Linked DNA regions of Mus musculus: region 2 is linked to region 1. Evidence: chromatin loops called from intact Hi-C (ENCODE). Cell type or tissue: heart. All regions are shown on one strand.

Region 1 (8,000 bases):
ATTTCTCCTTTTATTTTTCCAGGTACTCTCTCCAGACCTCCCAAAGTCCAGGGAATATATGAACAATTCTACGCACTGGCTGAAACAGACACATACCAACGGCAGCTTTGTCAAAAGAGTAGACACTGCAACTGACTGAGTGACGAGTGCAACAGAATAGCTGTCTTCCAACCAACCAAAGGCCAGAACACACGTGGGTGGGCGGCCCTGCAAACCTGCCACTTCTGCAGTGAACCTTTGCAATGGTCAAGATGTTCTGGCTCAGCAAGGACTCAGTGAGTTTGCCATTCATAAACAGTACTTCAATTAAGTACACCATGCATGATAATATTCTTAAAAAATACCCTTCCGTTACCCAGTTTGATCTCAGCTCTCCTCTGCTCCAGAGCTCAGGAGAACAGCATGTCTCCACTCTTTCCGAGGACCCAGGTGATGGGCCTGAGTTCACAGAACTCCACAACCTGCTGCTCTGAGATGTCCCTTCAACTCCTTCTTTCATGTTTTCAAACATGGTCATGGCTGTAACAGCTCCAGTCCTTCTGCCTAAAACATTGTAGCTGCGAGCCTCTGGCCAAGTGGACTGCACTCACTTCCTGACATGATCTCTGTATTATTCTTTCTGAGTCATTTTGCTGGCTTCCTTCTCAAACACGAGAAGTCAGCTCTCCAACTCTTCCTTCAAACTCAGACATTGTGCAGTTGCCACGCAGACTGTCATATGTACCCATGTTTTCTTTCCCTTATCCTTTGGGTCCTTGCCTCTCCTCTTCTTGTAGGCATCAGTATTATTCTTTGAGCTGTCCAAGAACTCAGTAGACCCTCCTCACTTTTCTTTCTGGCTCTTGAGGAAAGGAACAAAAGCCACTTCAACAGGCAGAACGCCGAACAGATGTCACTTCCAGACTCTGTACCTCTTGGCAGGGGACCCGATTTGCTCCAGCCTCAGCGCCTCCTTTTGTTAACAGAACACCTTATCCATCACCTTAGCACAAGGTCTCACCAAAAAAGTATTAATACTTTACTGCTTCCCACTTGTGTGGCTTCTCAAGGGACCTCAGAGCAGACGTACCTGTAGTCTGTGGTTTATTTTCTAGTCATGCGTGGACTTCACCATGGCTGTGGGAATCGGGACAACTGCATGGTGTAAATAAATGTTTTAACAATGGAGATGATACTCAGGCTATCTGATATCAAATTTCTTTTTCGAACTGAGCTTTTCATTCAAAGAGAATGATACTATATTGTGTATGGATGGGGCCTTCTGTCTCAGGCCCCTTGCTTCCCTGTATAAGCTCTCTTAAAAACCCATCTGTCTGCTTGCTGTTGTGAGCTGCCACACGGGTGCTGAGAGAGAGGCCAGTGGAGTTAATGGTGCTTGCTCAGCGAGCCTGCAGTGCACCGCTGCATGTGTTATCAGATTACCCAGTGTTTTCCCTTATCTTACAGGAACAACCAGGAGGTTTGGAGAGCCACTCCATGGATCAGAGTACAAATGTGGAGCAGAGGGATACTGACCAGAGGGTACAGATGGAGATGAAGGACTGACCCTGAGAAGACAATAATTACTAGTTTTGTTTACTGTTAGCCCCCTCACCAGTCACCTGGGGCAGCAGTTTTTATTAAAACCGCTGTATTAATAAAATCAGAAATGCTGGTTGGGAGAGCTGCGGCACACAAAGGTGATTTGAAGTGGATAATGCAGCATTATACTTTCTGGGCTTTTCCTTTCTTGTTTTCTTTTTCTTTATTTTTGGAGACAAGGGCTTGCTACGTAGCCCAGGCTGACCTGAAACTAACAGTAATAATCCTGCTCCTGTCTCCCAAGTGCTGGGATTCCAAGCCTGAGCTTTCGATAATACAGTGCTACAAAGAACTCCTCTGTCCTCTGAAGAGAGGAGTGAAAAAAGAGGGTGAAGGTGCCAGTGTGGGAGGCAGGGGCCTGACCACAGCTAAGACCAGACAGCGGCAGAGCGCTGCGCTCAGGCTGTACTGGGAGACTGCCCCTTCTTATGCCCTCCAGCTTCACGGACAGCCTCCTATCCTTTCTTCCCCTTATCAGCCACGTCAGCCAAGAGAAACCTTGCAGGGGAGGAGACAGCATTCCGAGCTCTCTGAAGGAACACAGTGTACTGCAGTGCTTTGGCCCTGGGGCCCATGGGCTGCGGAGGCAGAGGACCCATCATGCACTGCTAAGGTCAGCTGTTTTCAGACTGTTTCTCATGGCCCCTCTACCTGGACAGTCCACACTTGCCTCCTTGAGGGAGTCTGCCCCTGTCAGCAGCTTGAACACAAGAATACCTGTCTTCATGGCATGTGATCATGCCGGGGGGGGGGGGGGGGGAGGGAGGGGGCAGAGCGGGCGCTTGGCTCTTTACAGGAGGTGCGAGCAGTTTTGCTTGCTCACCTTACTCCTCCAGGTCATTACCAAGTGACTAGTTCTGCTCAAGGAAGTTAAGCAGCTGACACTTGCTGAAAGAACGATTTGAGGAGGCTTCCAATGCACAGACAAACAGATTTGCTTAAGAGAAGAGCCCTGTTCTGCCAGATCCCGCCAGCACACAAGCAGGTGTTCAGTCGAGGGCCACGGCTTGGCATGGCCAGGACATTCTGCCTATCGGGTTACTGGAATATGAAATTTGAACGTGGGGTCAACTTCTCAGAACTCTGGGGACAGAGGCTACCTTGCGGCTGGGAACACTCACCCCGTGTTGGCCATATGTGAGGATAACCGGGCAGAGTTATAAGGCTCTGGAGGCTATGGGGCAGCTTTAAAAATGTTTAAAAACCTATGAGTCTTCCTTTTTTTTTTTTTTAAAAAAAAAGTTCAAATGTTTCCCCTTTTATTCACACATTCCCTTTATTTGCTTCTACAGAGTCTACTGTGGGCAGACACTGCTGGGAATCAGAACATGGAAGATGCCCCGTTCCTCTCAAGGAAGGCAGAGCTGCCGGGAGTTCCAGACAGAGGCAGGCAGAGAGACCTCTGTGAGGTTGATGTCAGCTTGGTCTACATAGCCACTTCTCGGCTAACCCAGTGAGATGCTGTCATAGACAAATTCCTTGGGGTGTCCAAGATGTAAAGGGAGAGAGACAGCAGAGACACCCGAAGTCAAGTCTTCCCCTCACACTGCTCACTGCACACACGTTAGGAGAACACTCACACCTACAATACACAGCTACACCTAAGGCTCCGGACACTGCAAAGAGGAGGCAGAAAGACTCTAAGAGCCAGGGGACCAGCATTCTGTGAGGTTTTGTCTCCTAGTAACATCAGAAGCTACGCCTGTAAAGTCTCACCAGCATCACTGCCTAAACATGACCTGACGAAGGAGGACACCAATGGTTATGTCAACTGAATGGAAAAAAAGCCCAATGAGACCTGAACCCTACACAAAAACTATTGGCAACTGAGTGAAGCTGGAGCGAGAGGTGGCCCTCCCCAGGGAAAAGCACACCAACTCGTCATCTAGTGTGGAATGGTGACACAAGCAACCCTGTATGGACTTAGCAGGCTGTATTTAGAAATATATATGCATGTGTATACAGACACATCTATGCATGCAATATCAACTGATGAAAAAAGAGGCTATGAGTTTGAAAGAGTGTGTGGGGAGGGGTAACTAGGAAGGTTTAGAAGGAGGAAAGGCCAAGGAGAAACATTGTAACGAGAATACAAGCTCAAAACTAAACCCCAACAAAAAGAGTAAAAAGCATGCTTGCTTACAACCCCACAAGCCACCAGTCATCGCTCCAGGCCTCTGGCTCCCTGGCTCCTTGGCTCCCTGCAGGTGGCACAGTGCCCCTAGACACCCACCTGGCCCAAGGCTAGCTCCTATCAGAGTTATAGTCAGCGAGCACCTCTTAGTGACTTCCACTGTCACCATCTCCTAACCACATTCCTCTTTTGCTCCACTCAATGCTACTAGCCAGGGTGAGTGTAGTTTGTTGGTTTGTATTGCCTATATTCTTCAAGAAAAAAAAAACGTTCCTGAGGGCAGGAACTCTCGTGTTACTTCACTGCTATAATCCTTGGGTCTGGAAAAGCACTCAATGCATAACAGGCATTCAATAAATATTTGTGGACTTGTGCAGGGTGCGGCCTTCTGGAGTTATCTGGAGGGCAAGGGCAAGAGCCCTTGGCATCTTTAATCAGGACCAGAGTGAGATAATTCATCTGTTTTCCAGGATAACATTTCTGCTGGCGACAATGACAAAATGGTGGAGGATGAGGGGAGGAAGGGAGAGGAACGGGGTGGGGGGGGCAGGAAGTTCCATTAGGAGGTCACCACCCAGTGGTGACAGCCTGATACAGGCAGGGGCAGGGAAGGCGGAGGGGGAAAGAATTTGAGAAAGCTTCTAGAGGTGAAATGTCATGCTAAAATGCAAAGCTACGATTTTACTCAGCAAGCTCAGGAAACAGCTTTGGCGCCAGCATTACCATTGCGCACATACAACAATCCCTTAGCCTAAACACAGTTCTAATCTCGATGCAAAGAACACTTAAAGCGCTGCATACAGAAAGCAGGCTGGACTCCAGCAAGGATGGCACAGCTGATAGGCTGTCTAGGACTGTGAAAGGCAGCCTGTTTTCTGGTTGAGTTAGGTTTAAACCCTGGAGACCCAGCAGGTGTTCCTGCAAGGGACAGAAGGCGTTTGCTACGCCCCCAGACACTGGGCTCCTGACATGAGGCCCCAGCTCCATAATTCTGTGGCCACCAGTCACACAGGGCCCCAAGCTCCTGGTATTCTGTCTGGACTCCACCCCCACGGTTACTTGGCAACAGCCAGATATGCTCCTCCCCACCGTTACCTGGCAAGCTCAGGTTTCAAAAGGGATGTTTGCCCCCTACTCCCTCTCTTACTCCTGTTTCTGGGTTGCTTCTCTCTTGCTCTCCTCTCCGCACCCCCCTCCCTCCAATGTGGCCATGGCCGGTCTCTACTTCCCTAGTCTCTTCCTTCTCTTTAAACACCTTAAGACCATGGACTGTCTCTTCTCATGGGGACCCGCAGTGGGGAACAATGCTCTAAAGAACAGAACCTAATCTCACACAGAAGGCCTCTCTGCATTCTCAGCCACCCTTTTAACCAACCTGAGTTGACCACTGAGCAAGCCAAAGACTCTCCTCCCCTCGGGAACCAGCCTGAGCTCTCTTCCCACTCTTTTCCAGAGCCAGCCCCTAAGGCCCCTACTCTGTTCTCAGCTCTTCTGAGGCATTCTGTGGTACCCAAGAGCTAGAACCTGCTGTCCTCAGCCTCTGTGCAGGCCCGGGGACCCCAAGCCAACCCCGGCAGGTCCGCAGAGACCTCAGAATGAGCTACCCTGCCCCCAGAGCAGGGTCCTGCAGCTTCTCAAGCCTGACAGTGGCATGGGGTGCACCAAGTCAGACTTCCCATGTCCTGCCTTACCCAGCAGCCTGAGCCCTGGGCAGGATGCGGGACCCCATTTTTAGCCCACAGGGCTGCAGCAGGCGAGCTGTGCGTTGCAATGGTGTCCGTCTCTGTCACCCATCTTGGAAGTGGATAGGGACCTGACCAGCTCCCTTTAACCTCAGGACAACACTTCAATATTCCTCTACGGCTTCAAGGCCTTGTTCAGTTTCAGTGTGTCCTTCTTTCCTTCCTCCGTCTCTGGTCAGTTCAGTGAGCACAGCCTGAGGACACCAGCAGCGCCTACTCAGTGCTAGGTTGCCCTTCATCTGGCCACGCCTCTAGCATCACTCAGTTCTTCTCCAAGGCTCCCTTCTACGCTGACTGCACTGACTTACATGCTGGGTGGAAATGTCTGGGGATCTTTGCCAAGCTCATTTGTAAGTCAGCCCCCATCTCCTTTCACTGTCACTTATGAGCCAGAGCACTTTCCTATGTGACGTGGGGACAAAGGGCCAATCTCAGGTATGAAAGAACTCAGGCAAGTTTATCACCACCTTCCATTCTTGAGAAGAGAATTACATGAAAATATGTTCTAGGAAACTGAGAAATTAGTGTGTCAAAGTGCATAATGGAAGCATCTGATACACAGAGACCTGGACTTTCTCCTGGACTCCCACCAGCAGGGAATGGGAGATCCAGTGCAGGAGGGCTGAAGCAAGGTGAGCACTCAGCACAGGCTGGCCGACTGGGCCACAGCGACAACCATGGTGACATGTGGACAATGCTAAGTGCTACCCTCTGCTAGGCTAGCAACCCTGTAACTATAATGTCTCTGCAGGAGCTCCTCCCTTAGAGTTTCTGTCACTTTCAGAAGCCCAACTGAGTAGCTGAGTTACAAAATAAAACTAAGCAGTGTCCGTGGCTATGAGAACAGGTCTGGAATGGCCTCTCTGCTGCAGGCAGCTCTCTGGGCCATCAAGTCAACCTGCCAGGCTCCAATGGCTCTTCACGGCAGCACACAGACCCCTCACAACTGGCTCGGTCCCCTTTCTAAGGCCATCAAGGACGTCACCTCATCCATCGTCTCAGACCCTCCCTACAGTCTCTGCAGCTTTTCCGGGTGACAGGCAGGACGACACATCTTGTTCATCGTGAGCGAGCCTCTTGCTCTCCATGGTCTCATTTACTTGCCTTCTCCCTTGCCCATGGCCCCTGCAGGCAGCTGCAGTCATGGAAGGCATAGTAAATACACATACTCTGCTGGACCCAGTTCTCACTTAACTCCTCTGCTCTCTTCATGGGTCTCTCAATGAAGGGCTATCTTGTGTCCCCGATTCTGCCATATATATAATGAGAACTCAGGTCGGGGAGCACACACAGTCTGCCCATCTAAGTAACCTCCCCTCCATAAGCACGGCACAAACACTCTCCCGCAGTAACGCTCCGTGAGGGCAGGACTATTTAGTGGCTCATGGTTTTCCCTCCAGCTCGAATAGTACCTGCTCGGGGACAGGAACTCATCAGTGCCACCTGAGAGCTGAATGGCTCATTTGTGCTACTTCCCAAGGGAACAAATGCTAGGCCAGGCCACACAAAATGATGCTGAGTGAAGGCATCCACTCAGACTTGTAAACCTAGGTTATTTTCTTTGTGCTAAAACCCAACCTGACAAAACCCCGGTCTCCAAATACTTCCTCTTCTGAGCCCCCACACCCACCTCTTTGTCTTGGCCTCTGTGTGTGTGTGTGTGTGTGTGTGTGTGTGTGTGACCCAAGAACAAAAAGCATCTTTGTGTTACTGTAAGAGAAAGCTTCACGGAAATGCAAAACAACATTAACCTTTTCCTGTGATTGCTTTTAACACACCGGGTGTCTATAAACCTGGGGAGATCAGGAAGAAATTAGTTCAAAATATAGACAATAATAATTTTTAAAAAGTGCCTTCTCACTTTTAAAACCTGGAGACGGTATATTTTCATCCTTGAGAAGCAATTCAAAAGCACCCCTGCTGGGCCCCACCCCCTCCTGGGCAGCCCTTTCTTCTCTGCCAGTTGACTATTCCCAGAGTGTCTGCCCACTTGTGCATGCCGGAAGCAGCAGCCGCTGCAGCAGCCGCAGCCACAGCAGCAGCAGCAGCAGCAATAAAGAAGACGCACACACCCACACCTCCCAATGCTGGGCTGGGGCTTCAGAGCCTGGCACTTGTGAATCCTGCCTCAGTGCCAATCTTCCTCCCTTAGAGGTCTTGAGGCTGTACTAGCCTAGACAGAGGGGCTCTTTATGAACACTTCTCTGTTCTCTGATGATGACCAGAAACAATCAGACAAAATGAACAAAGGGATTACAAATTAATCGGCTCTCGCTGGCTCCTCTGACTGCAGAGATATGATTACAAGCCCAGGATTTGCAAGAGCCCTACATTCCTCATTAATCTCTACTATCGGTGCCATCACTGTGGGCCTTTTCTTTTCTCCCTTTTTAAGAGGCAGGGAATGAAGGGAGTGAGCCAGCTATGCTCTTTCTTTGCTCAGCAGTAACTGAAAAATATGTCCTTAACATTTCACAAAGCAGACCGTCCCTGCCCTGAAACCAGTAAAGTGTGGAGGCGAAATGGTGCGTGTCCTTTATGTC
Region 2 (8,000 bases), 58 kb before region 1:
TTTGCTCTTCAGATTTTCTGGCTCTGTCTCCCAAGCACTGGAGATTCCAGGAGGGCTGCCACACCCGCTTGGCTCTTGGGTGCTCTCTGTGGGTCTGAACTCCAGTCCTGAAACTTGGGCAAAAAGCACTTTACCCTACAGAGACATCTTCCTAGGCCTGAACTTTTTTTTATTTTTTTTATTTTTTAAATACTGTCTGGGTTACTGATAGAGTTGAAGAGTCCTAAAGGCATACAACAGCATATTCCAGGTGAGCATAAGAAATAAAAACATGCATTAATAATACATGCATTAATAATTGGGAGGATCCTAAACTCTAATTTGGATATTTTCTTGTCTTGTCTTTTCTTTTGGTTTTTCAAGACAGGGTTTCGTCTAGGTAGCTCTGGCTGTCCAGGAATCCACTCTGTAGACCAGGCTGGCCTGTAATTCAGACATCTGCCTGCCTCTGTCTCCCAAGTGCTGGAACAAAAGGCATGCGCCACCCTCCACCAGATCTGGATCAGATATTTTCAGTCATAGATTCTCAAGGTATTTTTTACTCTCCAGAGAATAATTTGAATTTTCTTCTTACATTTATTGATTGTTTATATGTTGCACTGAGATGCCATGGCACCCAGGAAGACAATTGGTCAGGAATCTGTCCTCCATTTACACCATGTGGATTCCTAGCATCAAGCTCAGGTTGTCAGGTTTGGTGGCAAGTAACTTTACAAGCCGAGTCATCTCGCTGGCCCCAAAGACTAATAGGGTTTTTTTTAGTATGTCTAATCACAGATCTTTAAAACTATCTGTAAATTTCTTTGTCTACTGCCCAAATGTATGCAAATTACCATCAAATTGGTTTCCCTAGTAGTAGATTAGTTTGGAGGGAACTGTCTGGCTCACCTGAGTGATTCAAACCCCAGTGAGCAAACACTTCCAAGCTTGCTGGCAGAATTTGCCTGAGAGAGAAGCTGTTCCGTTACGATGATTTACCAGAGACTTTGAGGTGGTGTGAGCCTTGGAGACAAGGGAACATTTGCTGGATCTTACGAGGAAGACTCACAACAGGCTGAGGGCAGTCATAACACTCTGACGTGCAAAGTGGACTTGGGACTTAGTGCTGAACTTGAAATGGGGAGGAAGACTTCTGGGAACAGACTGCCTACCACATTGAAAGCTGGTGATAGAAACATGGAGAGAAACAACTTCAAGCCAGTTCAGGAGCTTTTGTTGCCATGGTCTGTCTGTCCGGCCGGCCGCCCACCTTCCTGCCTGCTTGCCCGCCTGCCTGCCTGCTTCCCATAAGGTGGCCTTTCTAATGCATCTGTTTGTGATTCCTAACTCAGTTCAGGCCACAGAGTGAAGCGGAAGGGACAGGAAGGGGATGGAAGAGAGGAAAAAGCCTGGGATCGTTACCGCTATGGGAGAAAGACCTTGTAGTCTGTGTGCATGGCAGGTCAGGAAGGATCGCAGGGGAGAGGCACGCCGGTGTAGAGTGGGCCACTGGCCAGGATGTCGAGGCAGATGACTTGGGATAGGAAAAGTTCAGAGATGGGCATTAGGCCTGAGAGGAGCAGTAGAAGGCTGGGCACAGGGTTCCACCACGGCAGAGGAGCCAGGTGTCCTGCATTGCTGAGGGAGTTGCCAAGACCCCATGCAGATTGGGTCTGCCGGGTGTTCAAAGGGAACAGGCTGTACGAGGGTCTCCCATCTACCCAAATATCTTGCTTTCAGCAATGCCATGAGGGAATCGAGCCAAAGTGGCAACATGCTAAGGGCAGCCACTGGATGGAAACCCACCCTTCCTTGGCTGCTTTCTAGTCTATGGTCTGTCTCCAAGAAGGCCTGGGGGCACACCTTCAGCACACACCTGCACGCAGCACACACCTGCACGCAGCACACACCTGCATGCACACCTGTACACAGAAGAGTGGGCAGAGCACCGAGTCTGGAGTACACATGGGCTCTGGGATGCCCCCCAGAGCTGGGCAGGAGACAAGGAACACTGGAGGGGAGCGGGGAGAGGAAACCCTGTTTCATGACTGAAACTATCTGGGAGACAGAACATTGAGAAGAAATAGGAGAGGCCTGGAGGACAGCGTCTAGATTCCAGCCATCCGATGCTTCTTGTGGAAGGTCAGCTGGACTATTTTGATAAAGAGGATCAAAGTTTAAGGGTCATTTACTTGGCTACGGAAGGACCTGGAAGTTGACCACACCTCCACCTGCATCCTTTCCTAGAGCCTACAGTTCATACAGATATGCTTTTTAAAGCTAATCTAAAATTGCCTGCTGCAGAAAATGATTTGAATTCAGGATCTGAGATTTCCATTCTGCAACACGAAAGACATTGATTTAATTTAGACAAACTACGCCACCGTAATCTATCTTGCTGATGCCTGAAAATAGGGCTTTCTCCTCTTAATTTTCAGTGTATTTGAAAGTCACTAATCCCTTCATTCAGGGACGTGCAGGCTCGAACACTGTGTGTCTTCGGGCCCTCTGAGAATCACTAAGCTAAGAAACTCTCTTGTCCCACAGTATCCTGCAACGTTGTCTGACCCTCCCTCCTGCTTAAGGCGGCCCCACAAAGTGAACCTGTCAGAATGGCTGCATCATTTGCCCCCTAACGCTTGTCCTGTGTGGAATGACTGGGGAGAGCAGCACCACATTAAGAGTGGCTGTGGTGGCACTTCTACCATCAAAGTGCTGCTACCCCACTTTCAGATGATAACACTTCAGGATTTGAAATAAGAATCAGGAACTCACCACAAGCAAACGTGCCCTTATTCCAGAATACAGAGAAATGAGGCTATAGACCAGAGCCTGGATTCCCTACAGAGAATTTAGCAATACCCAAAGCTCCTGGAACTGTATTGACAGTAAGTAGTTGCTCAAAAGAAACAATAATAACGTTTCTTAAAGCAGTGGTTTGGAAAAGGTTAAGAACCCAGCGTATCTGCCAGCTGGTGATGACTCTAATCATAGTCACCAGCCTTACATGGTGCTGGGTGGTTGCTCTGTTCCCTTTCCCCTCCTCCCATTAAAGGCCCACACACGGACTGCTGGGGCCTGGAGTGCCTTCCGATCCAGCTCCTGGCCTCTGCAGCAGGATCGTCTGCCAGCTCTGGAGCCTGCCTTGACTCTCAGTAAACACATGGGACATGAGCTAAATTCAAGAAATCCCATTTCCCCCTGCGTGGTTAAAGCCAGAAATGATGGCTGGATTCTAGGCTGCTCTCCTGCAGAGCTGCAGCTGCTACCCCACCCCCACCTCACCACCACCCCACCACCCCAACACCCCAACACCCCACCACCCCACCACCCCACCACAGGCTGCCTGCCCTGACAGCTGCTTGACCTTCACCCTGGAAAGCAGATGAGGGAAACTGAGAAAAAAAAAAAAAAAACTTTTTTTCAAAGTTTACGTGCAAGATTGAGTGCCTCTACAGCATCTGATGACATGCCAGGTTCTGGGGGCTGGAAAAATAGAAGCAAAGGCCTTCCTAATGCACTAGTAGCAGGGGTAAAATATATATGTGTAGTAATCAGTAAACAAAACAAGTTTTAGAGACCACCCATTATGGTAGTACCCTTCTGGGACTACCCTGGCCTTGGTTTCTTAGAAAAGAATTTAGACATAATCATGTTAGTGTGTGAGTGCACACATATGTATACACACACACACACACACACACACACACACACACACTTTGTGGATGAAGAAATCCAGGCATCTGGGAGCCAAAGAGAATTGCCTAAGAGATGCACCCACACCAAAGTGGAGGGAGAACTTGGAAGCACGTTTTCTGCTTTTTTCAATTACTAATTTGGTTTCTTTCCACGACACCCTTAGAAAAAGTCTCTAGTCTAAGAGGCCACTGTGAACTAGGAAGTCACAGAGAAGGCAGCTTCCAAGATCCAGTGTTTCTTCTCTGGCCTCCCCAGCACCATCCAGACCCAGCAAACCACTGGCTAAAGGAAATGGAGGCCTGGGGGGGGGGGGAATGTGGGGGGGGGGCGGCGAGCACTTTCTGACCCAAGAATGTGAGGCTGGTATTTTCCCCCAGCATAAAATAGAGAAAAACTGGGAGTTGGCCTTCCCGCAGTCCCTGACGTGTCTTGGGCTGAAAGCCAAGTACTTAATCCTTTCTACCATGGCTCCCTCCTTGGAGAAACAGTTTTGATTCGTTTTTAAAGACAGGTTCTTGCTACGTCACCCAGGCTGGCCCTGAACTCACTGCGTACTTTGATTTCTTGATGGCTGACTATGAGTACTGAAAACTCCAACCCGGCAGCGTGTAGTGCTGTGTGCCTCTCCTTATAGAGTTAAACTCAGCCAGGCCTGCCCGAGAGAAACCCTAAACTGGCGCCACATTCCTGCTGGAACTCTGTCACAGTCTCAGCTCAAACTGGCCTCCAGATGGACAAGGTAAAGGTGGGGGCATGAGGGCGGAGGGCGGAGGGAAGTGAGATCAGGACCTTGTGGCAACAGAGAAGCCAGTGGACTGGAAAGCCGGCCAGTGGTTAAAGAGGTCAGAGCAGCCAGGCACCAGTGAGTTCACTTACCTAAGATCGCCACCGACAGACGGCCCAGGGGGTGGTCGCTGGCTCTGCTCACGGGGATCCACCTTGGGCCGCTCAGACCTCCCTCGCCCTCTCCAGTCCCAGGTAAGTGGTGGAGCAGGCTCTCGAGCAGGAAGTGGATGCTGTATGCAAATCTCTACGGAGAGGAAGCCTCTGCTCAGCCTCTCCCCGTGGGGCAGTGAATCAACCGCCAAGAAGTCACTTTATTTCTTAAAACAGAAACCTCTTGCGTTCACCAGAGAGAACCAGCAACCAATTAGGCTGCATCCTGCTTTTACCACCCAGATAAGAAACTGTGAGGAATGCCCCGGGCTTCTGGGTTACTGCAGCGCCTGAGAAGGTGTCTCCCGGAGACAGAACTTGCGGTCTTCACACTGCTTATTCTTGAGCAGCTTCAAACGAGCCTGGGCCTGATAATGGGAGGGAATATGAAGCAAGAACTTTTAACTGTGTTTTTTAACTCACCAAAACAGATTTGCTGCCTGTAACTATGGGGCAAAGGATTCACTGCCTACAGCCCTGTGCAGGACTGTATCACACACACACACACACACACACACACACACACACACACACACACACCTCTGACTTCTCATTTCACAATCTTTTGATTTGGGTTTTTGTTTGTTTTGCTTTTTTGTTTGTTTTTGTTTTCGAGACAGGGTTTCTCTGTGTAGCCCTGGCTGTCCTGGAACTCACTCTCTAGATCAGGCTGGCCTCGAACTCAGAAATCCCCCTGCCTCTGCCTCCTAACGCTGGGATTAAAGGCATGTGCCACCACTGCCTGGCTCTCATTTCACAATCTTAAGTTTATTTCTTTCTTTTCCCTTTGTTTATTCAGTACACTACAGAATTTATTGCACAGACAGGGATCCTGGAGGCAGAACAATGGCACCATGCTATGTGTGGGTAATATAAATCCAGGTTATTTCTAAAGCACTGGAGGGTGATGGGAGCCAGTCCGGGTGTGAACTCTCAGGCCACCAGCCAGCACTGATCGCAGCCACTGAACTTCCCCCCTCTACCATAGAAAGTGTCTCAGACTGAGCCAGTCCAGTCTCTCCACTCTTGCATAGGGAACATTGCCCAAAATGTCCTCAATCAGATTGCCCCAGGTCTGCCTAAGTATTACACTTAAAGTTGTACCACACATTATAAACAAAGGGAATGTGGCTTGTTTTTAAAACTTTATAATAAAGTGGTACACATTGTGGTGTGTTCTTACAATGAAGTACTACTTAGCTGTTAAAACAATGAAAATTTGTATTCATTTGTATTATTTGTACAAACATGGGAAGGTGGCTTTGAGAAATTATTTAATAAAACATTATTCTTGACAATATATATATATATATGTAGTGACAGAGAGAGAGAGGTGTCCCCAGCATGTAGGACACTGCTTATGACATTGTAGGCAGTCACTGTATACCTGTTGGATCATCACGTCAGAAATGGCTGTAGCTGAGCCTGGTAACACAGGCCTGATAGTCCCATATTTATTAGCTCAGCCTTGAACTTTCTGCCTCGAACATTATTATTAGATCTTAGGGGTTGGGGGAAAACAACACTCCTTGTGGAGTGGCTGAAACGAGGGTAATTGGGGAGGGGCAGCTGTCAGCATTGAAAGGAGAACAGGAAAGGAAGGCATGGAAGGGGTGGTAGAGGAGAGAAGATGAACTCATTTCTCATAGCTGTCCTTAAATGGGCTGAGATGAGCCTCAGAGTAGTTTCTGGAAACCTCTGCCTTTGGAACCCTTTCCATGAGGAGTCAGGACAGCCAGTCTCCACCCAATGAGAGCTGTGGCCTGGGGGAAAGGCAGCAAGCCTAAGGCTTGTCTGAGGTTGCTGGGCACCCCTCCTCTCTGAATCCATCCTGAGTTTGGGGAATGGGATAACAGCTCCTTGCTGAGAGCATCTGCTGGGCCCCTCCTGGAAAGCAGCCCAAGGATGTAAACTGTTTATAGAGAGTCTCCTGCGCCGAGAAACTTCTGTCTGCGCATGCCTGGCAAGCTTAGACTGAAAGGAATGACAGAGGCCATGCCTGAGGACTGGGACATCAACATCTCAGGTTCCCAGATGCTATCCACTGCTGTCTGGATGCTCGTGTGTAACCTCCAGGGAGCAGCTCTTTCCTGAGGACCTTTGCACACCTTTAACAACCTTTAACCTTTAACCTTTAACTTTCAAGCAGACCCGAGAGGTGCAGAAGCTGCCATTTGCGCTGTGCCTTCGAAGAACACAACACTCAAGAGACACCTGGTAGCTTCTAGAAGGGCACATAGCTAATTTGTGGAGCAGCCAGAGCTGTCTCGCTTGTAGTGTCTTTCCTCCCTCGGCTGCTTGGCTCTGGACTGTTTCCTACAAGTTTGAGTGCAGCTGAGGTACTTCCCTTTCTTTATACAATTCTTGACAACACTCAAGAGGGGAAGGAAGGAAGCAGTAAACAGGCATGGCCATGGCTGCCAGTCACTTGGGTCTGTGTTTACTGTGTTTACACATGGATCGCTGCTGTCAAAGTCAAAAGGAGCAGGTCGTGGTGTCAAGACATGGGCTAACCATCTCACGCTGAGTTAAAAAGTCCAGAAGTCATTCTGTAGACCAGGCTGGCCTTGAACTCAGAGATCCGCCTGCCTCTGCCTCTTAAGTGCTGGGAGTTCCAGGACAGCCAGGGCTACAGAGAAACCCTGTCTTGGAAAAAAAAAAAAAAACCAAAACCAAAACAAACAAACAAACAAAAAAATCCAGATGTAAAGGATTTATGTTTGCCAAGTTCTAGGGCTTGTTTTGGTTGCCTTTCTGTTGCTGTGAGAAGATACCATCACCAAGGCAACTCAGAAAAGAAAGTGTTTAGTTAGGCATTACTGTTTCAGAAAGTTAGACTATGTGGTGGTTTGAATGATCGGCCATAGGGAGTGGCAGTATTAAGATATATTGCCTTATTAGAGTTGGTGTGACCTTGTTGGAAGAAGTATGTCATATGTTACCGCCTCCTATGCTCAGGCTCTGCCCAGTATGGAAAAGACCCTCCTTGCTGCCTGCATAAATGAGTCTCCACCTGGCTGCCTTCAGATCAAGACGTAGAACTCTAGGCTCTCCAGCCCCAAGTCTACTTGCATGATGCAATTCTTCCATTGATGATAATGTACTGAACCTCTGAACCTATAAGTCAGCCTTGGATATACTGTCTCTTCACATCAATAAAACCCTAAGTTAGTACTAGGGACTAGGGTATTACTGTGATAGGCCTGATCATGCTTTTGTTTGGAAGAATGTGGATTTTGGGACTTTGGATTTTAAATGCAATGGAATGCTTTAAGTGGGACTTAATGGGCCATCCTTGTAGGAATATGAAAGACTTTGTTGCTGAGAGTTCTGCATCTTGTTCCAAAGGCAGACAGAAGACTGGCTAGGAAAAGGATCTTAAAGCT

The links. Hi-C counts contacts between places; a loop is a spot of excess contacts. Peaks named below come from ENCODE experiments on the same cell type or tissue, not always from the same donor. Only the 100,000 strongest peaks of a DNase experiment are listed, where the experiment ranks them.
Region 2: it touches region 1 in a loop (2.1-fold over the local background); 10 of 42 quality-filtered maps call a loop at or near these places.

Annotation. Positions count from the first base shown.
Region 1 is chr10:39,552,159-39,560,158 of GRCm38, reverse strand. All of the region lies in intron 13 of Fyn (Fyn proto-oncogene), which reads right to left. Gm16364 (predicted gene 16364) reads left to right here. Exons shown (of 6, transcript NR_152259.1): 3 at 23-275; 4 at 1,447-1,679; 5 at 2,060-2,194; 6 at 2,874-4,088. Among named protein-coding and RNA genes, the nearest start is that of Gm40627, 34 kb to the left of the region's middle. In heart, a CTCF peak has its summit at 4,319; DNase peaks (open chromatin) are centred at 577 and 2,098; H3K4me3 peaks cover 592 bases; H3K27ac peaks cover 6,621 bases.
Region 2 is chr10:39,609,901-39,617,900 of GRCm38, reverse strand. Traf3ip2 (TRAF3 interacting protein 2) reads right to left here and starts at 4,967. Exons shown (of 9, transcript NM_134000.3): 1 at 4,555-4,967. It overlaps Gm16364 (predicted gene 16364), which reads left to right and starts at 4,219. Exons shown (of 6, transcript NR_152259.1): 1 at 4,219-4,417. In heart, no CTCF peak of the experiment used is centred here; DNase peaks (open chromatin) are centred at 1,720, 3,080, 3,800 and 4,500; H3K4me3 peaks cover 3,075 bases; H3K27ac peaks cover 4,519 bases.